Regions from separate parts of the Homo sapiens genome. Here region 2 is linked to region 1. Evidence: chromatin loops called from intact Hi-C (ENCODE). Cell type or tissue: IMR-90. All regions are shown on one strand. Links, peaks and the distances in the headings refer to the core of each region. The heading gives the core; the rest is flanking DNA.

Region 1 (12,338 bases), core at 1,818-9,817:
TGGGCCCCTAGCAGGACATGCTCCTACATCCAAAGTCCACTTGCCCATTTGCCTGGGGATGAGAGGATAATCATCCAGGAAGGCCTAGGCAGGGTTTCCCAGTAGAGAAAGCACAAAGATTTATCCAAGGACCCTGGAATGTGAAGGTTCCAGAACCTTTTCAAGCTCCTCTCTGGGGACAGGGGAGATGGGGGACTGCAGGGCCTCCAGAGAAACAGTTTCCTCAGTCTACGGCACATTTCTTGCCAGAAGAGGTCCTTGTAATCTTCTGTACCCCTCTCTGACCCTCCAGATCTACAATTTTTTTTTTGAGACAGAGTCTTGCTCTGTCGCCCAGGCTAGAGTGCAGTGGCATGATCTCAGCTCACTACAACCTCCGCCTCCCGGGTTCAAGTGATTCTCCTGCCTCAGCCTCCCAAGTAGCTGGTATTACACGCGCCCGCCACCGTGCCTGGCTAATTTTTGTATTATTTTAGTAGAGATGGGGTTTCACCATCTTAGCCAGGCTGGTCTCGAACTCCTGACCTCGTGATCTGCCCGCCTTGGCCTCCCAAAGTGCTGGGATTACAGGCATGAGCCACCGCGCCCGGCTGAGATCTACAACATTTACCAGGCAAATCTAGCACCCAACTCCCATGGACAATGGCTTGGGACAGTTTGGGCAGGTCACCACCCTTACATTTGGCAAAGGGAGACATCTGGATTTAACCTTGCAGGGCTGAGCTCACATGTCTATAAGGACAGACTTCCCTGTGGCTCCCTGCTCTATTGTTCTGGTATCTGGCCTGTCTGTCACCTCTCCACATCAGGCCGGTTAGGGACACTGGAACCACACATGCATCGGAAGGGAAGGCTGATTCCCTGCAGCCCTGCTGGGAGAGCTTCCGTACTCATGGGAGCTGTGCCTCACCTTTGAACCTGTCATCAGAGTCGCTCTCGCTCTCACTGTTTTCATCTGGAAAAGGAACAGCAGAGTACATACTTGCTGGACCTCACAGCCAATGTTTTTTGCTCCCCCACCACCCCAGCTTTTCTCACAGGGGATGGATCTCTACCTTCTCTGGGCTACTCTGGGCCCATGGTCAGGCATCTGCAGGCAGGGAGCTGAGTGGCCTGGGGCCAGGCTCCTTCAGAGCTCACACTGCGAATCCTATATTCAAACCCATGAGGGAAGCTGAGGGCCTGAGTTGGAGGCTGAGCCAGAAGAGGGGCCTACAGGCCTGGAAAAGATGGACCCTGCCTCCAGGAGGTCAAGATTTGAAATGGGAAACAGACCGCAATGCTCAGTGAGTCTGGCCTTTCCTTTTGCAGAAGCCGATTCCCACACCCACCTCCCTGCTCAGGGCCTCACAGCCCAAAGTCTGAAGGAACCCATCCCAGACCTTTCTTCCCTGTCTGCTCCTCCCTCCTACGTGGCCATTTCCTGGCAGGGCTCTACCCTCCACAGGTAAATTGATGCCTCTCCCGTTCCTAATGCCCAAGGGCCCCAAACAGCTGAACCAGCTCTGGCACCAAAGCCTACCTCTCAGTGATGCTGTTTCAATGCTGGACATAGACAACTTTTTTAATCTCTTCTTTCCTCTCTTGGCATTGTAGATGGAGTTAATTCTTTGGACAAGCTGGGTGAGAAAAGCAGGATGGGTGAGGTAACCTTAACACCAGCTGCCCTACTTCCAAGAAGGCTGAGTAGGAGCCCATCCCTGCCCTTAATGGTACAAGCTTTCTGCATTGCACCCGCTGGGTCCAGGACTGGTCTAACTGCAGAACCGACCTCAAGTGGTGACTCACCAGCCATGCATGGTAGCTCTCCATATACCTAGTCCCCCAGGAGTGGTCTCCTGCCCCAAGACAAGGACACTAAACTTAGCTCCCCAGAGGAAGGAACTGTGATCAAACTAGACAGGATGGTAGCTCCTGGGTCCCAAGAGTCATTGAACCAACTGAGACAAAGAGCCTCTGAGATGCAATAACAGGAACAAGGATTCTAGCCTTTCCCCTCTGGGCCATAACCTGGGGCCCCGACAGGAAGAAGCTAAATTCCCAATATACCCAAGCATTGTTTGCAGGTTAAAAATACCATCTGGCTAAATCCTGCTGCGTTGGGCTGGGGATTTGGGCCTGGCTGCCTATGTGTGAAAATCATTGCTGAAAATTCTTCAATGCTGAGAGTTATAGGAAGAACCCTTGTTTGAGTCCTAGGTCCTTGAAAGCCTGGAAATGCTTATGTGTGCGGATACCCCAAAATTCATACACCACACTTACTAATGGGGAACCTCGGCTAGACTTTCCTTCCTCTAACATCTGAGCACCAAGGTCAGTTAATGCATCTTTATTGATAAGAAAGGGGAATTAATCAGATGAAAAAGAGGCCAGTGCACGGACCCAGAATTTATTCAAAGGGAATCGAGGAAGCAGTCCAGATTAGGGAAGGAAGGAAGCCAGGAAAGAGAGAGAAAGGCTGGCTGCCTGCCCGCCCACCTGCCCGGCTCCAGTGGGCTGCCTCTGGGGAGGGTACCTTGGGAATGCGGCGGGCCCGGCGGCTGGACAGCAGCTCGCTGGTGGTGCTGAGGCTGTCTTCATTGAGGCTGGAGGGTGAGGACGGCAGACTCAGCTGAGCCAGCAGCAGCATGTCGTCATGGCTGTGCCTCTTGGGTAATCGTGGCAGCCGGTGGCTCTTCCTTTCTGACCAGTTCCCACTGCGCAGGGACTGGCTGTTGGGTTTCAGGGAAAGCTGGCGTGGGGGAGAGGACGTGCGAGAGGGGCTTGCCACAGAGGCCTTGGCCAGTGTCTGTCTGCTGGGATGGGGACACAGAGGCCAAGGGCCGGCATCCCTGGATCCCCGCCATCTTGCCCTGGAACTTCCATCCCTCTCTTAAGACTTTAGCTGCTAATCAGCCAGGTCAGGGATAGATTAGATACTTGCCTTCCCTAAAGGAAGCTTCACTACTGCCAGCAAAAAACGAAAGCAGAGGCTAAAAACACCTGTGCTCTCATCTGAGTGGAAAAAGAAGACTAAGTGGGAATTTTGCGGGGGTCCTCCTGAGCTATGGGACAAGAATTACTGGGCCTGGGTGATGGAACCAGTCTTCCGGACCTCTGCTCCCGAGCCAATCCTAAAAGGTTTCTGACAGCAGAGGCCATAACCTACTGGCCAGCCTGCTGGGCTGGGAGATCCTGCAGCCTGGCCCTCCTAACTGCTCCCATGGAGAACACAGGGGCTCTGGGCTCTGACCACCAAAGCTGGGCCAGGCAGGCCTCACACTGAATTGGATCCCATACCCACAAGGCCCTGGCTGCCCTCTCCCCAGCCCTGATCTACTCTCTGCCTCTCTCCATATGCGCTGACCTCTCATCCCAGGGCACCATCCTTGTCGCGGACCCTGTCAGGAGGCAAGTATCCCACAGACACCCAACCACTGTCTGGTTCTGGAATTGCCTCTCCTCACTCCTCAGCAAATCCTCCTTCCTCCACAGCCCCCAATTTCCTGTTCTCACCCAATCAATCTGGCAATGCAAACTCAGGGGAAGCCTGTTTGAAAAGAGTCCTAATTAGAGGGTAAATCTTTTTTTTTTTTTTTGAGACGGAGTCTCGCTGTGTCGCCCAGGTAGGAGTGCAGTGGAGCGATCTTGGCTTACTGCAACCTCCGTCTTCCGAGTTCAAGCAATTATCCTGCCTCAGCCTCCCAAGCAGCTGGGACTACAGGCGTGCGCCATCATGCCCAGCTAATGTTTGTATTTTTAGTAGAGATGAGGTTTCACTGGCCAGGCTGGTCTTGAACTCCTGACCTCAGATGATCTGCCCACCTTGGCCTCCCAAAGTGCTAGGATTACATGCGTGAGCCACCACTCCCAGCTATGGGGTAAATCTTTTATAAAAACAAACACCTTATTCCAAAGGCAGAAGAAATCATTTTTATATTATCATTTTATATTATCTGGCCAATGCTATATAATATCCAGGTCCTTCCATTTGCAAAGAGAATTAGAGTTACCTGGGGAGGTCAGAGAAGCCTCTCCACCTGCCTCCTGACATCCTGGACAAGGACAGAAGGAGCTGAAGTCCAAGAGCTTCCTTTGGCTTTTCACCTTTCCTGTCATTCTGCCTTCTCCCCATCCATTCCTTAAAGATTCATGCTTACTCTCTCCCACAGGACTGGCTCCAGGTGTCACAGACACCTGTCTGGCTCTCCAAATGTGGTTTGGGGACCTACACCTAGCCCCCTAATGCCAGTACTGAGATGACTTCTGGCAGAGTTGCAGAATGCCAAGACTCCCACTAGGGCCCTGTCTTCCTGTTTCCCACAGGGTGATAAATAATCAGAGAGGAGACTGCAAGGGCTCCTGGCTGAGTTTTGCAGCTCAGAGCTTGTGTAGGAAGGGAAAGAAGATAGGACAGGATGCCCCTCAGAGCAGGTGCCAATTGTCCACAGAGGTTTCAACATGGTGGACATCCTTGAGTGCACAGTCCTTTGCTGAGGAGACCTCCTTTATCAGACGAGATCGGGCACGTTCAGGGTGGTATGGCCGTAGACCCTTTATCAAGTACTAGTGAGGGTAAAAGCCTGAGTGGAAGCTGGGCCCAAGTCTTGGAAGAGCAGGCCCCCACTGTGGCCCTCACGCTAACCCTACAGGCCGATGTCAGGGCTGAGTTACCTGTGTGGGCGGGCTGTTGTACTTCCTGTCCTGAGGACTCCACATCCTGTGCAAAGAGTCCAAGGAGTTCTCAGACAGTTGCTGGGATTTTCGTCCTGCTCTTCGGCTCTTTAAGTCCACATCCTCATATGGATTCTCCTTGGGCAGATCTCCTGCAGAGGAGGAAGAGTTAGAGAAGGGGGAGAAGGGAAGAAGGAAACACACGAACTCACACACACACAAATAAACAAGCAGAATTCCTGTGAACCAAAGAGAATGGCTTCTGCCTGGCCCCTCAGCTCATGAGTCATGCAGCTGCCCGTCTGCAGTGGGGAGGCTACAAACAGATCCTGGCTCCAAGTCCAGAAGCAGACCCACCCCCCCACCCCCCCCAACCCCCCACCCCCAGCCCAGCTCAGCCTGGCCTCTGCTTTATAAATTCAGGGATTGCACAAGACTGGCTCAGCCACCCCTGCCTGTGCCCAGCCAGAGGACAAAGCCAGCAACAAGAGTCTTTCCTTGGCTCCCTTCCCTCTGCTGCAAACACCCCAGAGATAACACAGTTCAAGGTAGGAAGGGTTTTCAGGTCACATGGCTGTCCCTTCACCCAACTCTCAGGGGATCTCCCTGGGGACCTACTTTGGAGGGTGGGCATGGAGGAACTCACAGAACCGTAGGGAGCAGGGCTTCGCCAGGCCCCCTTCTCACCTACGATGCCGTTCAACAAGTCTTTTAGGGCAGGGTTTTGTGTTGTTCACTGAGGCAACCTCGGAACGGAACAGTGATTAGCAAGGAGGAAGTGTTCAGTAATGATCTGTTCGATGACTCTCCTACTGTAGTGTCTATTCCCTCTACCGCTGATCTCAGCAAAAAGAGAACCATCAACACTCCCCTTTTGGAACAAACTCTCCTGCTGTGACACAGGGGAGGTGTGAAAGGCTTGGAAGGAGTCTGGGCCAAAGGGTGGGGGTGAGGGGAGTTCTTGCTTCTCAGGACTAGTTCTAAAATCTCTGGCAGCGGGCATTGTATTGGCATTACCAGAAAATCTCAGAAAAGTCCAAAACAGAATCCCTGCCCTTGAAGATGTTGAGTGGCACTCCTTTCCACAAGCTGTATCTCCTGCCCCCACCCCTCCAACACACACATTTTCTAAAATAGAGTAACACCATGGGCCGGGTCAGTCCTAGCTCAATCCTGGTGGCAGAATCCGTGGGGTGAACAGGTCCCTGGGGAACTCAGAACACAGCCCTCTCTGCACCCCTTTCCCTATTTTCCTGCTGCAGAGCAGGACTCACTCCAGCACCTCTGCTCAGCAGCAGGATTGAGCCTGGGTGCCACTGAGTCCCACACTTGTTCTACAGATGTCTGAATGTGCCTTACGCCCCAGAGGAACTCAGACCCCACTCCTCAGGAAGCAGGCAGAAGAAGGAGCTGGAGGACGAGGAACAAAGGCTGCTGAGAGTGAAGCTTTCCTAGAGAGGACACGGGAGAAGAGCCAATCCCTATATGCTTGCAGATTCCTCCATTTCCAAAGTGGAGCTCCCTCCACATTGTGGCATCTACTTATGCAGAACCACAACGAATTTAGGAAATGCTCTAACAGAGTTAGGGTGTGGGTGTGAAGGAGGGATTTCAGTGACAGCTAAATAGACTGCAGTGGGAGCAATATAAATCTCTGTAAACTTATGAGTCAAAGATGGGTCACTGGGATTTGGGACTGGATTAAGTGATTCCCAACTCCAAGCAGAGTCCCCAGCAATGGAACAGACCTTTTCCTGTAACACAGTCATGCTATTAAAATGACTTGTCTCCATTCCAGAGCCCTGACTAAGCGGAGCTGGCCCAGCAGCCCTGTCGCAAGAAGCCAAATAGCAAACCCGGCACCCCCTGCATGTTTTCTCCAGCCTACCCCACTGTGGGGCACTTAGGGAGGTGTTGGGGATGGATTCTCTACTTCTTGATCCTTCCCCAACATATGCCCTGCAGGAGTGAGGAGGTGGGGGAACTAAGAAGGGAGAATGCCAGGACACAGTCTTCTGATCCCCTAAAACAGGACCAGAGCATCACTGTCCACATCACGGCAGGGAGAACATTTATGCCAAGCTCAACAAATCGAAACTGCCTTGGACTGCATGATCAGCCAGGGCCTTTATTGTCATCCCCAACCTATAGGAAGCCTTGTCCCAATCCCAGGGGTTTCTCCAAGCCACTGACATTTGGGGTTGAATAATTCTTGTTGTGGTAGACTGTCCTGTCCATTTTTAGGATGTTTAGTGGCAACCTTGGCTTCTATCCACCAGGAGACATTAGCATCTCCTTAGCTATAACAGCCAAAAATGTCTCCAGACACTGCCAGATGCTCTCTGGGACGGACAGAGGGAAGGAGGGAGAGAGAGGGAGGGAGGCAGGAATGGAGGGAGGGAAGAGTGAAGTTGTCCCCCAACTGAGAACCACTGCTTTAGATAGAGCTTTCTAAACTTCCAATGGCTTCTGAGTGTGACATGAGTCCCAAGACTAGCCCTCTTTTTTTTCCATCCTTCCCTCCTTCACCTCACTCCCTCCTTCCTTCCTTCTTTTCCCTACAGTAAGAGCTTTGAATATTGATACAAAATCCAAAGCTCCAAGAAAAAGACATAGGATACTGAGGCCCAGGGAAGTAATAGATGTACAAGCCTGGTGCACATCACTGACAACCCAGGGGAAAACAGCCAGCAACATCAGGTTCTCAAGATAGGTCCTGTCTCTGGAAACTCAATTTCAGGAAGGCCTGCTCCTCCCCAGCCCCTTGTGCCAGCCTCTCTTCTCCAGCAATGTTTAACATCCTGTCTAATGTAACAAAGCCACTAATCAGTTCTCCAGCAAATAGACGGCTGGCTGCAGCCCACACGCTGCCTCCCCAGCCTCAGCTTGGTCCCTTCACTGCCCTAACTCATCTCTCAGCTTCCTGGACCATTCCTGACTGCCCCGGAGGAGCTGTCTCAAATAGATTCTCCCAGTCATCTCTCCAGGTGGACAGGGGACCAGGGGATGGAGATGTACAGAGACAAGTGGACCCTGAGTCCTGGACCACTAAACTGAACCAGCTGAGAGCAAATAAGTATCAAAGGAATGGCTCAGAGTTGGAGGAGACGGTAGGCTGGGAAATGGTGTGCAGAACATCCTAGGGAGGACAGAGCTAAAGGAGCTAAGGCTGAATGGGAGATTCAGCAGGGGCATGAATGGGAGACAGGGAGCCTGGCAGACTGCAAATTTCTACCTGCATTCCTGCCCACACAGCTTTCTTGGGACAGTCCACATGACCCTTGGAGAGGGACGAAGAGGTGGACCCTCTTCCCTGAAGGCCTGGCCCTCAGCAAGCCCAGCTGGAGAAGCCAGAGGTCTCAACCTTTCCCAGCTTGGATGATGAAATAAGGGACAAAAGGCATCACCGAGAATTTCTGCTTTGCACTCTTCTAAAAGGGGATTATCAGAGCCCAAAGGTGTCACACAAATCCTCTTAAAGGAAGAATCCAGCCCCTCTGGGCCCTGCTCCCACTCCTCCCCACAACCTCCCACTCCTCCCTACAACCTCCCACTCCTCTCCACAACCTTTCACTCCTCCCCATAACTCCTTTGGTCTTAACCACACATACAGCACTCCCCCAGCCCCAACCTAACTGGAAAAACCAGTTAGGAAAGGGGTGTGTGTATACGCACAGGCACTGAGAATTTCTCCAAACACAGTCCTAAGCTTCCTGGACCACACCCATTACTAGGGTCCTGGGTCTGCAGCTTCCCTCCCCAACAACCTCCGTCCGGTTCCAACCAGCTGTTTCTCCTGGTTCTCAGCCTTTTTCCCTCTCTCACACAGGACAGAAAGGGCCAGGATAAGAGCCCAACTCCCTGGCAACAGATCAGACTGGGGCCTCTAAGGGGCTGGCTGTTGCCCACCCTCCAAGCCTTGACACCATTTCTCGACAGCCCCGGCACCTTCCCTGGGCTGCACCTCTTGGCTGTTTTGTTTCCCACTGCAACCTCCATCCCAGTGGGTGCCCTCTGCTCCTTACTGTTTCCCAGCCTGGGGGCAAATAAGGGAAGCAACCAGAGAGAGTGGAGGCTCAAAAGACTTTGCAGTCCAGGCTGACTGGCCCGGTCCCCGGCTTGCATCCCACTGAAGTTCCTGGAAACGCTCCCTCAGCCCAGGCTAGCTGATGGGAGTGGGAATCTGCAGGAATGCAGCTCAGGCGCCGAGGCCACTCCACATAATTCCTTAACAAGCTGCTTCCTTGGGTGCATTTTTAAGTGTCAGGCTCAGAATGCAAACATAAGGCCTGGTAGAATAGCAGCATCTTCCAGGGGCAGATGTGAGATGGGACAGGCGGGAAATAGCAGCCCTGGAAGCAGCAAGGCAGTAACTTTCTTTCCGAACTCCTTTTCTGCAAGTTAGCAAGGTAAACCTCAGTATGTTTGGGAGTACCCCACCCCAGCTCCTCAGGCATCATGCCTAGTGTAGGCAGGAGGCCAGCAAACCCTCCACAACCCCCATTCGAGTCCACTGTTCACAGACAGACATGTTTGTCTTGGGGCCAACTGGCCCTCCACCTATGACAGACAGGACTCCAGTCCAATCACCAGGACCCAAGATGGAGATGAGCACTAGGCTCTCTGCCTCCCAACAGCTCCATTCCTGCATGCCTGCAGGAGCCTGATCCAGCGGGGTCAGAGTCATCCTTCACCCCACAGAGCACAGGCTGGGCCAAGACCAGAGAGACGGCTCCCAGGAAGTCCGAGCCACTGATCAGTCCTAAGCAAGACGGGAAACTGCCATTCTGAGTTCAGCAATAAGACACCCCCTGAAGCCTTGTGGGGAGCTCCAAACTCTCGGGCCTGTCCCCAGGGAAGGAAAAGGAAACCCACCAGAATCTAACAGAAAGAGAGTATTTTCCTCTGTATTTCCCTCTGGCCTCCCTAGTCAGGTCCCAGAAATTCAGATTGGGCTGCTATGGGGACATAAAAAGGGAAAACACGCACAGGGCACTGTCCTAACTGCAGACTCCGGAAACCACCCCCACCACCCCACGAGGCCAAAGCAAAACCTAAACATCCGATGCAGTATATTCCCAAACTGGTGCCTGGGTCGCTCCCCTCCCTTTCTCCTGCATCCTCCCCCTCTCTTCTTTCCCTGTTCTCTAAGTGCTCCAAAGATCCAGAAGCCAGGTGAGCAGCTACCTCTACCTTCTGCCCACACAGCGCTGACCCCTAGCTGTACTCAGCCACCCAAGAGGCAGCCAAGGTGCTCCCATATTTTTTTTAACTCCTCATGCAACACCCAGAGTGGAAGAGAGTCCTCCCTAATGAGTGGGGAGGCAGCTCTGTTGCCCCACCCCCTCCCTACCTCCTGTTGCAGGGTACATTCTAGTTTGGCAGAAACTGCAATGTGTCAGTTTGCTGCCCAGGACCCTGGGAGCACCCAGTGTGGCTGCTGCCGTGGGCAGAGAGGGCTGTGTTTTTCTGATGTCCCTTGACTATGCTGGGTGCTGGCAATCCTGTGGTCCTCCCATTCTCTATTATCTGACAAGGATTTCCTGTGGGGATACGTTCTTGGATCATCTGAACTGAAATAATTTGAGAAAGGGACGGCTTCAACCATTTCTCTCTGTCCAGAGTTCCACCATCCAGGGCTCTGTTCAGGATTTTTTGGGGCAATGTTTGGGGGGCAGAATTTTGGAAGAACTGTTCTGGGCAACACAGCTGTTCCCCAGGCCTTCTTAGGTCAGGTTTGAGAGAAGGGAAAGAGGAGGGCAAGTGTGTCTAGGCCTCTGCCTACTCACTCATTCGGGAGGACTTTCTTCCACTCTGGGATGTTAGTCTTGCATAAGGAGGTGAGAAATACAGGAACAGCACTGGCTGCCTCTTGGGTGGCTGAGTAGAACTGGGGTATGGGCTGCAGTTGGGGCATCTTCCTTAACTGCCCACCTGGCTTCTGGATCTTTTGTTCTGATGCCCCTAGCTCTTGACCTCTGCTCTGGGTGGCCTATAGGTACAAAGCTGTCTTTTCCCCAGTGGTAAGGGAAAGGGCCTCCCTCCCCAAACTCTTTTGCGGTTCTAGGGACCTCATTCCCACAGTCTTCCTGCTGTGACCCAGTTTTGCATGGCTACATACTATACGCTCTGTTCCTGGGAAAGCAGTGTCCCTGCACATCCCAGCATGGCTGCTGTCTCCCCAGAAACAATGGCCCAGCAAGTGGTAAGGAAACGGCTGTGAAACCAATGGCTCAGATCAAATGAGGGAACAGATGGCCCTCTCTTCATAAGATTCCAGGCTTCTGGCTCACGCCTATAATCCCAGAACTTTGGGAGACCGAGGCAGGCGGATCATGAAGCCAGGAGATCGAGACCATCCTGGCTAACACGGTGAAACCCTGTCTCTACTAAAAATACAAAAAAATTAGCCAGGTGTGGTGGCGGGCACCTGTAGTCCCAGCTGCTGGGAAGGCTGAGGCAGAAGAATGGCATGAACCCGGGATGCGGAGCTTGCAGTGAGCCGAGATCGCACCACTGCACTCCAGCCTGGGTGACAGAGCGAGACTCCGTCTCAAAAAAAAAAAAAAGATTCCAGGCTTCTGATAATCTGGAGGTTTCCCTCTACCCTGGGCCACTTCTCTCTCTCATGTATTAACTAACACCACATTCTTCAGATTCAAGGCCCAAGACAGAGGCAAGACAGGGACATAGAGAGGGAGCCAGCAAGCAGGCAGCACACAGCCTCTCTCCTCCTCACTGACCTACACTGACACGCACACTTCACTTGGGCAGAATCAAAGCCCCTTACTGATGAGGATGCTAATAGAATTGAAATGAACGCCAAAAAACAAAACAAATGCAACCCAGGCTAGAGCATTCTATCTTTCATCTGATCTGTGAACACAAGTTTGCCAATACCATGTCTTCCCACCTGTTGGAAGACAAATCCCAATGGAGTCTCGCATTTCTGCCCTTCTTCTGAACAAGAGGAACTGACAGTTCCAGACTGTATTTTAAAGGGTATTTATACAGCAAACAGCCTTGGAAGACAGAGATAGTGTCTCCCTTCAGGGCAGAGGCAGATTTGTTTCCTGACCAGAGTGATAAAGATAATGTCTCCTCCAAGGACAAAGGTTAGGCAGGTTTGCCAGCAGTCTCTGAAAAGACTGGGGTTTCCTACGCTTGGGCTCCCCAGCTGGGACATGGACCTGCAGTGTGTGCAGCTTCCACCTGGGCCTTCTCCACACCGCCCCATGGGACTTAGGCACAAGGGGAAACCCGTGTGAACACGAAGCTCATGCTGCCTACTGTGCCATAAGTAATAAAGTCCTTTGCGACCCAGGGGTCTCGTGTCTTCTGCCAGCACCATGAAACTGGGGCAATGAAATGTGTTAGCTTGTACAATAGACTGAATGTTTCTGTCCCCCAAAATTCCTATGTGGAAACACAGGTGAGGCCTCTGGGAGGTGATTAGGTCATGAGTGCAGGGCCTTCACCAATTAGGGCCCTTTTAAAAGAGACCCCAGAGAACTCCCTCCGCCCCTTCCACCATGTAAGAACACAGAAAGAAGATGGCCATCTCTGACCAGGTAGCAGGCCTGCACCAGACACTCAATCTTATTTAATTCTAACAATAACCTTATGAAATATTACTTTTTTTTTTTTTTTTGAGACGGAGTTTCACTCATGTTGCCCAGGCAGGA
Region 2 (12,338 bases), core at 2,265-10,264, 67 kb before region 1:
AGTCTGGTGGCTTGTGTGTGTCACTGATGGAATCAGATGAGACTACACCCCTGAGAGGACAGCAGGGCAGAGTGTTGCCATGGGATGCTGGCTGATGGAAAAGGGGAGGGGGAGATGGTGGGAGATTTTATAGTGCAAATATGGAATGGGTAATAAATGAAAGAGGAAATGAATAAATGTCTACATCTCTTGGGCATAAATTGGTGAAGAAGGTGGTTTGTTTCATGACTTTCTCTTCCAAGACTATAACCCTGAGCAGTTAAGGATGGAAGCTGCCTAAGAGACATAGCATCAAAAATCAGTTTGAACTGATTTTCTAGCCCTTAATGAGCCACCCTCCCAAAATTAGGCTGACATTTTAAAATACAGGGAGCAGCACAGAGCTATGGAAGCTGCATATCTGAATTACAGCCTAGGCTTCCCTAGGTCCTGGGACTAGCTTGATATATGGATGGTTTCTGAACCCAACCATCTGATCCATCTGTCTATACATACCTCTAATTCCTCTATTAGCCCATTGGCCTGTTTGTTCAGCTCATTCATCAGAACCATCTTGGCCATTTTGATCTGGTTTTCCACCTTCCTATGCTGATGCTTCACTTCAAAAATCCTGTAAACACAATGGGACAAACCATGGTAAGCTTTCCTCATGGACTATATGAAGACGAAGAGACAGCAAACATAAGAACCAACTTGGAGGCTGCCTACTGAGATCAGGGCCTAGCAGACACCAAATACAAAAAAAAGAGAGCCTTCCTCCACCATCCCACCTTTTGTACAAAGCCCCACTTGATCAAAGTTCAGCTTGGTTTTCTCTAGGTAAACCTCAAGTCTACACCAAGGTCAACCCAGTAGCCCACCAGTTGACACAGCACTAGAGGTAGGACCAAAAGAGAAAGTATGGGAATAATTTACTGTAATTTGTTGTGTTTAAAAGGAGGATGCTCCAATAAATGTCGCCATGAGGTAAAAAGAGGCAGAATGCATACTGCCTCAGTAGTTTCTGAGGGCCGGGGGGTGTTGGGGGAATGGAGAGTGACTAATAATGTTTATATTATTGGCATAATAACATATTATATAATAAACATATTATATAATAAACAATAATAAACATATAATTATATAATAAACAATAAACATATAATATAATGTTTATTATAAACATATAATAATGTTTATATTAATGTGGCTTCTTTTTGGGGGGATGAAAATGTTTTAAACGTAGACAGTAATTATGTACAGTTGCACAATTCTGTGAATATACTAAAGGCCACTGAATTATACATTTAAAAAGAATAATTTTATGATACGTAGATTATATCTCAGTAAAGCTATTTTTAAAAATTTAAAAAGCATGGGCATTGAAGTCACCACAGACCTACCATCTAAACCCAGCACAGTCACTGGCTAGTTGTGTGATCTCAGATGAGTTACCAAACCTCTATGAACCTCAGTCTCCTCATCAGTAAAATGGAGAAAATCGCTAACTGAAAGAATGGCAAGAACTGAACAAAATAATGCATATATGATACCCAACCCAGTGCCTGACACATGAGGTGCTCTCAGCACCTACCACTTCCTCTTCCTATGTAAAATACCAATGATTTCATGTGACTTGTAGATTTACAGAGAACACACAGGGAAAGGGGTGATAAAGCACAGATTGCCCCTGGTTTGTTCCACCCTCATAATAAGCAGCACTCTCTTCCCTAGTGTCTGCTTGGTACCCTTGTTCTCAAGCACCGACTTCTGGCTAGTTCATAAGGCATATTCTTTGACCCAGACTCACTCTGATCATCCTGACCTAGCTTGGTCTCAGCCACCAAGGGATGACTTAATGACCCCTCCCTGGCCCTGAGACCTCAAAGGCCAAGACATATGCCTTCTAGGACATATGCCCACATCTGCTTAACCACAGTTCCTCTTCACAGGCACTACATCTGACGGCCTGGTGTTGGAACCCTGGGTGTGCGGGAACAGAGCATTTCCAGCACTGGCAAGGCACTAGCCTGTGCTACCTGTCCTCAATTTGCTTTGCAGATGTCTGTAGACTGGATTTCTTATGTGCCACCTGTGTAGTCACACCTTCCAGAAGCATCCTCTGGTTTTGCAAAACTTCTTCAACATGTCTGCACCTAGGGGATGAGGCAGAGAAAAAGCTGAGAAGGGCTGAGTCCTACTTTGAGCATGCCAACCAAGCGGGAATCTCCACAGGGAACTGTCTCAGCCAGACCCATGGAAGCTGTGATGACTTCTAGGGAAAGTCTAAGGCACCACAGGCTCTTGGCCCATTAGGCCTTTTCCAGGGAAGTCCTACAACAGGAGCAGAGAAAAACTTCAGCCCAGGGGCTGCAGGTTGGCTTGGGCAGGGAGAAGATTCTGATGCACGGGGATTCCCAGAGCTCTCACAAGTAAGAAATCCAGAGCCCTCCCCAGCCCATTTCAGGCAGTCTGTCAGCCCCACCTGTGTTCTTTGTGTTCCACCACTAGGCAGCTATGGCAAGTGAGCATATCACATGTCTCACAGAATAGCTTGAGTACTTCCTGTGTGTGTAGAGGACAATACAAGGTGAAGTCTCCGGGACCACCATTCACTCCTGCCAGAGAAGACAGAGAAAGTGAGCTTCTCTTGCTCAGGTAGACAAACCTCTCAGTTAAGCTTTGCTGCACAGCTCTCAGCCTTCAGAGGACACTGCAGAAATACAGAGCTCGGGGGAAGTGTTATAAACAGGAGATGACTCTCCAGGGGCACAAGGAGGATTTTGGGCTGAGCTTGGCTGGATTTGCCCAGTTGTCCAGAAATAGCACACCATCAAGCCCAAGCATCCCACTACCTGCCAGAGGCTGAGGAAGGCGCTTGCTACTACTCCACATAGATCTCCTGCAAAATAATGAATCCTTCACAATTAACCTTAACCTGTTCATTAATCAGGATTCTGTTTTTAATGGAGCTGAAACCAGCTATCCAGCCTTGCCAGGCTCCAGGCTAGATCACGTGGATCATGAACTCTGGTTCCTGTGGATTTGACAGTTGTAGAACCCCTCCCACAATTCAAGGGCCTTGAGAAAAGACTTTCAAGAAGATTGTCATTTAAAACAGATGGTGGCTGGGCGCAGTGGCTCACGCCTGTAATCGCAGCACTTTGGGAGGCCAAGGTGGGCGGATCACCTGAGGTCAGGGGTTCAAGACCAGCCTGGCCAACATGGCGAAACCCCATCTCTACTAAAACTACAAACATTAGCTGGGCGCGGTGGCGCATGCCTGTAATCCCAGCTACTTGGGAGGCTGAAGCAGGAGAATCGCTTGAACCCAGGAGGTGGAGGTTGTAGTGAGCCGAGATCATGCCACCGCACCCCAGCCTGGGTGACAGAGTGAGACTCCATCTCAAAAAAAAATAAAAATAAAAATAAAAATAAAACAGATGGTGCTGGGTAGACAAACAAACAAGCCCTAATCCAGACTAAGTTAATCAAGTAAATAAATTAGAAGGGTAACATGATTACTCTAGAGGGGAAAGGCAGGGAGCTCAGCCAGCTTCCACAATAATTCAACACTTTCCTCTCTATACCATTTCATCCACACTCATCCACCCCCACCATCAACAGGGAGGGACGAGAGTGAGTCACCCCTTTGACTCTGAAGGAGACTTCCTTTGGGAAAGGCTCTGAGACTGTCCCTACCTTCTCCCCCAGCAAGAAAACAAGATCGGAGAGCTATTCTCCAGGGATCTTAGGGTTCAGCCCTGCTTTAGGGCATGGGAGTGGGCAGGGAGAGGTGGGATTGGTACCTGGAGATCCCTTCTGGGCCCGAGGAAAGAATGGGCCCCCGGGGACAGGGCTGTGTCGGTGTTCCTCTGTGCAAGAGCTGCACAGCCAGCGATTGCAGTAGGTGCAGAGGATATGTGCTGCCCTCTTCTCCTTGCACTCAGAGCAGTTCTGGAAGCAGAGAGTTCTGGAGTTACTGATGTTATCCTCATTTGTGTCTGCCTCCACAAGTGGTAAATGCTCTAAAGACAGGGGTCCTGCAGGCCTATTCCTCCACCAGTTTGGAGTGTAACCTATTCTGCAGAGCTGTCTGGGAGTAACATGCCGGGGCTTGTGGAAGGAAGCATCCTTTGTAACCAAAAGAACAGTGGCTACTTCAGGTATGGTGGCTCACACCTGTAACCCCAGTACTTTGGGAGGCCAAGGCAGGAGGAGTGCTTGAGCCCAGGAGTTTCAGACTAGCCTGGGCAACATAGTGAGACCCCATCTCTACAAAAAATACAAAAATTAGCCGGGAGTGGTGGCACATGCCTGTAGTCCCAGCTACTAGGGAGACTGAGGTGGGAAGATCGCTTGAGCTCAGGAGGTCAAGGCTGCAGTGAGCCAAGATCGTACCACTACACTCCAGCCTGGGCAACAGAGGAAGACCCTGTCTCAAAAAAGGATGAGGAAGAAGGCAAAGGAGAAGGAAGAAGAAGGAGGAGGAGGAAGAGGAGGAGAGGAGGAGGGGAAGGAGCAGAAGGAAAAGGAGGAAGGGAAGGAGGAAGGGAAGGAGGGAGGGAGGGAGGGAGGAGGAGGAGGAGCAGCAGCAGCAGCTGTCTCAGGGGCTGTTCACACAAGTCCTGTGCTGAAGCTAAGGACACCCAGATGCGTAAGCCAAGGATCTGATCTCATGCTATCCACAGCACACAGGATGGTACACATTAACTGAGTAATGCTGTAATTAAAAGGATGCAACACATGCTAAGGAAGCAAAGGAAGCCTTCCTGGAACTCAGTCTAGGAGTGGCTAGGAAAGGTTTTACAAAAAGGAAACACTTGAGCTGGATACTGAATGACAAGTAGGTTCACCAGGCAGATAAGGGAGGAAAATGTTGTAACAGAGGGAAAGCACTGGCAAAAGCAGGAAATTCAATGTGCTTCAGAGAGGAGAAAGCCCACATATGGGAGTACACAGCAAGATGGTCAAATGCAACCAAGGAAGGGCAAGTATAGACCAGCGTTCAGAGTTGTGCTCCCACACCTGGGCTCTGCCTGATCTGAGGGTACCTAGGCCTCTCCTAGTCCAAATGTTCATTCATTTCGTAAGCAAATATCTTGCCCGGGCTATTATAAAACATCAAGAGAAGGGGAGATTTGGAAAAGTTGGCCTATCTGTGTCTGAATCACAGAGGCCACCAAACTGATGTGAATTCTGAAAGTTCTACTAATTAAACTATGAATTCCTTGAATGTAGAGTATATGGGTCGATCTCCCTAATATCCAGCACAGGGTCTGGCACATGTGAGACATTCAACACAAATCAGATACAGGAACAAGTAAGTAAATTAGTAAATTACTAATTTACTAATTTACCCTAGTGGAAAGAGGAACAGAAGGGCTGCCGGCCAATAAGTGATAAAAATTTCCTTAAGAAACTCAGGAAAAAGGTGATAGTTGTTAAATACAGGCAAGGTTAATAAACCCATTTAATCCAGGCTGGTACATGAATTTCAACTCAGGATGATTAAAAAAATAAAACAAAAGCCCAGTACTGGTATTTTTCAGCAAGAGCTGTAAGAGAGAGAAAAATAATTATATAGACAGTAAGCAACTCTTAATATATCTTAACTTACATTCACCTTCTGCTAAAGGGATTGACACAAAAAAAAGTCAATAATTTTCACTTAATAGAAAACCCCCTCATTGTTTCCCCCAACTCATGCATTTTTATTTTCTTCTAGATGGATGGATGGATGATTAGGAAAACTGATGGAGAAGTAACAAATCAGATGATAGAGTGATGGATGGATAGAAGACTTATGGACAGGGGCCTCACAGATTTCTGAAAAAGATCAGCTGCTTCTTTCCTTGTCCTGACTTACCCTGGCCATCTTGGGTTGCTCAGTAGGAACACAATGCAGAAAAAAATGTTCAGTTACATCCCTGGTAAGATATACTCGTTCACACCCAGGACAGGAGATGAGCTCTGTGCAAGAAAGAAAGATAGCAGAGTCAGGGCAACATGGCTGATTATAACTAAGGCCTGGACATAAGGCTTTCTAATACACAACACCAAGATACATGGCAATACCCATGTGTGCCAAAATGAACTACACTTGATGCCATAGCCTGCATTTAGTATGTGGGTACCCTGAACATGACCATCCCATTGGGGCCTTCCCTACAGACCATCTGGTCTCCTCACATTCTTGTCTTTACCTGGTCCTACCTTCCTCCCTGCCCCATAAACCATGCTACTACAGGCCCAACGCTGCTTTGGTTCTGACAATCAGGTGCCTTCTTGCTGCTCCCATTCCTCATTCCACATCCCTGAGAGCACAGCTCCCATCACTAGCCAAGATCCAGAGTCAGTTTAGTCTGGGCACAGTTCCAGGTCATTAAGGTTACCACATAGCAGGATGACTTGGAAGATCTCGAAGCTAAAGCCTCCAGAAGGCTTTAGTCAGAGAAAGGCAAGGCCTCCCTGCCCGCTCATCTAGGAGGTATTTTTCTCTTAGTACAGCATATACCAGTCAGTCTGCCTCTGAGGCTCAGAGGTCTTTTGGAGGGCTCTCTCCCCATAGACCAAGTTAGATGCATCATATATATGTATATTTTACCTATGAACAGCTTGACCTACAATCTCTCCCCAGAGAAATACATCAGTCTCTAACATATTCTTCAGCATAGTGGGCTTCTGGACTATAAAAGCAGCAGAAGACTCCCACCCTGGAGACCACAGTGATTCTGCCGGCCCACCGCAAGGGCAGTCAACCTACTAGGAACAAGAAAATGAGCCTCTGGAGTAGGGCAAGGTACCTGTGTCCAGGGATGAGGGTGATCTGGAAAGGGGTTGGCTATGGCAGTGAATGCAGCAGTACCGCTACAATCTCCTCTGTCTCATCTCTTCAAAATACGAAAGAATGATATGATGGCAGTTGCTCCAGACTTATAGTCAGACAAATGTAAGTCCAAAATACCAGGCCTACCAGCCAATGACCTTGGGCAAAACACTTAATCTCACTTAATTGCCCTGTACCCCAGTTTCTTCATATGTAAAATAGGGAAAATAAGAGTTGCTGTGCACATTAAATTAGATAAGACTTCAGAAATCACATGGTCCTCCATGAATGTCAACTTTGGAGTTCAAAAGATTCCTCATATCCTATTCACAGTAATGCAATAAACTCAATTACCAACTCTCTGGTGACGAAAGTTAGTTTGAGTGGTAGATTCAAAAAATGGCCACAAATTCTTCCCCTCCCTGCATCCATACCCTTGCAATCCTACCATCAAAAGGTAAGACTCTCCACGAGCTTCAGGTCAGTGATGAGTTTTTAATTTTTAAAAGAGGTAGGACCCTTTGCCCTTTGAATCTAAGCTCACCTTGTGACTTTCTTTGGCCAACAGAATGCAGCAAAAGTGACAAGTTTTCCAAGCCTAGACCTCAGTGGCCTTATATAATTCTGCTCTTGTTCTTAGAACTTTAAGAGTGCCATGTGAAAAATCTAACCTGGCATTGAGACTGCTGGAAGATGAGAGATCATGCAGAGAAAGTTCTCAGTTGTCTCAGGCATCCCACCTGAGGCCATCATAGACCAGCCAGCCCCAACTAACCCACTAGCTGAATACAGTGCAAGAGTGAACACAGTTATAATTAGCTAAGCCCAGGCCAAACCAGAAGAATTACCCAGAGAATCCCAGCCCAAACAGCCAAACTGTAGAATCATAAAATAAATAAAGTTTAGTTGTTTTAAGCACAAAGTTTAGAGGTGGCTTGTTATGCAGTAAAAGCTAACTGATACATCCCAGGAAAATAGAAATCCACAAAATCATGAAAAATAATAGTTTAATACTCCCTCACCCCACCAAAAAAAAAAAGAAAAGAAAAGAAAAGAAAAACTTTCTGAGTTTTTGCAGAGCCATGGGTGTTAATGACAGGACTGTATCTGGAATGTCCTGCATATTCTCCTGCCTGTCAAGAACAATGGCCAGAGGTGGAGAAGGATGCTCTCCACAGGTGACATCATCCAGGGGAATAAGGCTACTGTCCCTCTCTTCCACTTGGCTCACCCTGAGGTGACCTCCTCATCTACAGCAGGACAGAAATGCTGCTCTAATTGTTGAAAACGACTTCCACAAGACATCCCGGGTACCAGATGCCCAAACATCAGTCATTGTAACATGGCCTCACGAGCAGAATGAAAAAAGAGAAAGAACTGAATAGGTCAAACAAGGCCTCATCACACATCCTCTGCTCCCTTGGCCTTAAAGCCAAAGTCCTCAGCTTGGCATTCAATGCCCCTTGTAAATTGACCTTATCTCTCTCTAATCTCATCTTTAGCTTTGCCTAACATACAACCTGTGTTTTTGCCATGCCCAACATCTCTGCTATCTCTTGAATACACCAGACTTTTGCATGACTCTGTGTCTGTGAAAAATGCTGTTTCCTCTTCCTGAAATACTCTTTCTTGCCCCTCTCCTTTTCAGATAAACTCCTATTCATCCTTTCATACCTGTTCAAATGTTCCACCTTTGAGCAGCAAGATCAATTTCCCCCGGGATGAGTTAATTAGTCCCTCTTCTGGGTTCCCGCAGCACCCTGAACATCCTTCCAGTACAACGAATATCACATTGCATTTTAAATACCTGTTCATATGTCTGCACACAAAAATAAACCACAGTTGGTATTAAAGGATATTACCTGGTTTTTAGCAGATTGAACAATTATAGAGTAAGTCCTCACTTAACATCAGTGGTAGGTTCTTGGAAACGGCAACTTTAAGTATGATGACATATAATGAAACCAGTTTTCTTCATCAATGTTATAACAAAAGGATGTTTACTTAAGGAACTGCTGTACATTGTTTTGCTTAAAATCACAGTTTTTAAGAATCTAGTTGATGATGGTAAATGAGGACTGCATTTCTGTTTTGTTTTTGTTTGTTTTTGTTTTTTTTTGACGTGGAGTCTTGCTCTGTCACCCAGGGTGGACTGCAGCGGCACAATCTCGGCTCACTGCAACCTCCGCCTCCTGGGTTCAAGCAATTATCCCGCCTCAGCCTCCTGAGTAGCTGGGATTACAGGCACCTGCCACTACGCCTGGCTATTTTTGTATTTTTAGTAGAGACAGGGTTTCACCATGTTGGCCAGGCTGATCTCGAACTCCTGACCTCAAGTGATCCACCCACCTCAGCCTCCTAAAGTGCTGGGATTACAGGCATGAGCCACTGTGCCTGGCAGAGGACTGCATTTTTCGGGAGTTTGTGTGTTCCATGTGTACTCCTTGCACTCACAGCACTGAAAGTAGTAAGAAGCCACCTGGAAGTTTTCTGGAAAAAAAGCCAGTGCAGGTTTATAAGGAAAGCAGAGGTGTGGGGCTTGGGAAAAGCTTTTAATTAAAAAATATGAGTTCTAGGCCCAGGGCTGGCAGTATCTAACTATGTAACCTTGGGTAAGTCACCCCCTTTCACTCAACCTTACTTTCTACACCATTAAAATGAGGGAATAGGAATGCAGGGGAGTACAAATTATCCAACCCATTTACTCTGCCTACAGCAGCCAGACGTTTTTTTTTCCTGGAGGCCAGGCACGGTGGCTCATGCCTGTAATCCCAACATTTTGGAATGCCAAGGCAGGAGGATCACCTGAGGTCAGGAGTTCGAGACCAGCTTGGTCAACATAGAAAAACCCAGTATCTACTAAAAATACAAAAATTAGTCAGGCGTGGTGGTGGGCACCCTGTAATCCCAGCCTCGGGAGGCCAAGGCAGGAGAATTGCTTGAAGCTAGGAGGCGGAACTTGCAGTGAGCTGAGATTATGCCACTGCACTCCAGCCTGGCCAACAGAGTGAGACTCTGTCTCCAAAAAAAATTAAAATAAAAATAAAAAATTAAAAAAAAAATATTCTCTTGGGCAAGATAGGAAGGAACAGACAGCCAAATGGCACCCTGGCTATCAGCCTTGTCAGAAAGTCAGGGAACAAGCTCGTAGTTGAAAGGAATCCTGGATTTAAGAGATTAGCCCTCTAAGAGGGGCTGTGCAGCAAAGAGCAGAGGTGGAGAACCATCACAGTGGTGCAGGCACTGTCCCAGGGAGGCTGCGGGCCCCAGAGTGGATCCAAAGGACATGCACTCCCTTTGTGTCACAACACCTTTGTCCAGAAATTCTTCTCTTCCCTCACAAAGTCCCTAACCCCATCAAGCTGTGTCAACCTTGACTTTTTATTATTTTTAAAGAGATTCTCCATCTTTTAATGAGGATATCAAAACAAAGTTTTACTTTAGACAAGGCATATATCAACTCTTAGAGCTATGTATAATCAAACATCTACTTAACAATATTTAATATTAGTTTAGTTATAAATACATATTTAAATCACACTGCACATAAAATATTATTTAGATATCATGCTTTTTTCTATTTTATTCAGTTAATTATTATTCAAATGACAGCCCTACTCTTGTGTTTCACATATAAGAACACTGATTCTGAGAAATATAGAGACAGGGCCCCAAGTCCACATGATTATCCTCAGGAGATGTGGGGCTTCTGCCTCCAGAATGAGGAAGTCACAGACACCAGAGGTGTTCCTGAGAACTTAGGAGCCTAGCAGAGCAGCTCTGAAAACGGAGGACATTTAGTCCATCTGTCACAAGTGCAAACACTTCTGGTCCTTGAGAGGTGTGGGATAAATTTTCATGTGTACACCACCACTCTCTGAACCAGGCACTTTACATGTGTAAAAAATTCCCCAGGCGAATACAATGTACAACCAAGTTTGAGACCCAGCACCTTAGAGAGAGCATCCCCTTCCCCTGTGGCTGAGCCTGATAGCTGTCTCCTGTATCATGCAGCTGAGAAAGGCAGGCTCACCCCGCTTTAAAAAGAGACTCTAAGAAGTTAGGAAAGACTCTGAATTCAGCTGTGATGTAGCTCCCCTCTGGCAGAGAAAAGGGCAGATTCCCAACAGACAGGTAGTGACCTGATATCCCTGTACCCGGGGATTGGCACTGAGCTGGGAGCCAGACTCCCACAGCTCAACTGCAGGACCCATGAGCAGGCCTAGAGTGCAGCCTGAGGTTTGGCACTACCAAGACCGCTGCTGGGACCTAGAACATGTGCTGAGCCTAAGACTTAGTGAGGCAGCAAGGAAGTGGGGCCCACACATGTCTGTTTCAGACATGAACAGCAGGGCCAAGGCAACACGGACACCAGAGAGGTAGGGGAGGAGAGAAATCCCAAAGAGGTCTCAGAAAGCTGGTATCGGGTCAGCTTAGGCCACCAAGTGAGGACACACTCGTTGCATAAGCCTGAGGCCAATGCTAAGCAATCCTCTGAGGGTTAGGAAGACTTCATTCCACAGCTCTTGTCCAGGGCTCCAGGCAACTTGAAGCTGGGGTCCGAGCTCTGATCCCAACAGAGCAATAGCATCCACTGGAGGAGCCTGATGCTCCTCCGCTAGTTCCAACCCGTAGACCCAAAGCTGGACAGAGCTTCACTGTTCATCCAGCCAATTCCCCACCACACAGATGATGACATGGAGGCCCTGGGACAGGGAGGAGCTTAGCTAAAATCACATGGCCCTTGTATAACATAGGTGATACCGTGAACTACTAAGCAGTCCCTGATTACCTCTGTAGCCACAGGTAAGATGCTCTACCTCCCTATGCCTCTGTCAGACACTAAGCAACGAGAAAAAACACTCTAGTTGTATCCTCTGGCAGGCTGGACATCCTCACCAACAGTCCTGCCCTCCCACCCCCGGGCAGCCCCAGTCTACTGAGCACCAGGAGCACCAGCTAAGGCCCCCACCACACAGCCCCTGAAGGCTTCCTCCAACCCACCACTCAGAGCAGCACCACCTTCAAGAAACATGTTGCACCCAATCCCCAAATACCCAGACCCTGCTAGAAAGACAAATTTTTGTCCAAGTCACCCCTAAAGTGACTGCTGCTTCTGCCCCAGCTGCCAGCAGGCTTATCTGTGGCCCTGCTGCCGTGATTAGGGCAACACTGGGAGAGAAGTCAGAGAAGCGACAGGTGAGACCACCACAGGTCCCAGAGGATGGCGCTTACCAAGCGCCCAGGAACACCCACCCTGCATGCTGCAGCCAGGCGGGCTGCAAGGCCTAAGCCTCGGGGAATGGATACTGGATAGGGTAAGGGGAGCAGCCTGGATCCTCTCCTCCTTTCTCTGATGCATCCTCAGCCAGGGCTGCATTTCTCTAGCTCACCTGAGATACTCCTGCAAGAAAGAGCTTGGTTGACTCCTCCTGTTTCTGTTTATCTCGAAGGCTCTGCAGCAATTTTCCCAAACTGAACAGCAAGAGGGAGACCTCAAAGAGGCGACTCTCTTCCTAGCTGCATCTCC

The links. Peaks named below come from ENCODE experiments on the same cell type or tissue, not always from the same donor. Only the 100,000 strongest peaks of a DNase experiment are listed, where the experiment ranks them.
Region 2: it touches region 1 in a loop (7-fold over the local background); 1 of 110 quality-filtered maps calls a loop at or near these places.

Annotation. Positions count from the first base shown.
Region 1 is chr11:8,713,088-8,725,425 of GRCh38, forward strand. DENND2B (DENN domain containing 2B) reads right to left here. Exons shown (of 20, transcript NM_213618.2): 5 at 4,654-4,805; 6 at 2,516-2,731; 7 at 1,523-1,619; 8 at 911-955. It overlaps LOC107984308 (a long non-coding RNA gene), which reads left to right and starts at 5,097. Exons shown (of 2, transcript XR_001748118.2): 1 at 5,097-5,201; 2 at 5,994-6,445. In IMR-90, for the core only: no CTCF peak of the experiment used is centred there; DNase peaks (open chromatin) are centred at 4,914 and 6,384; H3K4me3 peaks cover 650 bases; H3K27ac peaks cover 6,827 bases.
Region 2 is chr11:8,645,952-8,658,289 of GRCh38, forward strand. It overlaps TRIM66 (tripartite motif containing 66), which reads right to left. Exons shown (of 25, transcript NM_001388022.1): 7 at 5,849-5,952; 8 at 3,789-3,936; 9 at 2,465-2,597; 10 at 2,019-2,135; 11 at 496-610. Among named protein-coding and RNA genes, the nearest start is that of TRIM66, 31 kb to the right of the region's middle. In IMR-90, for the core only: no CTCF peak of the experiment used is centred there; DNase peaks (open chromatin) are centred at 3,610 and 6,380; H3K27ac peaks cover 367 bases.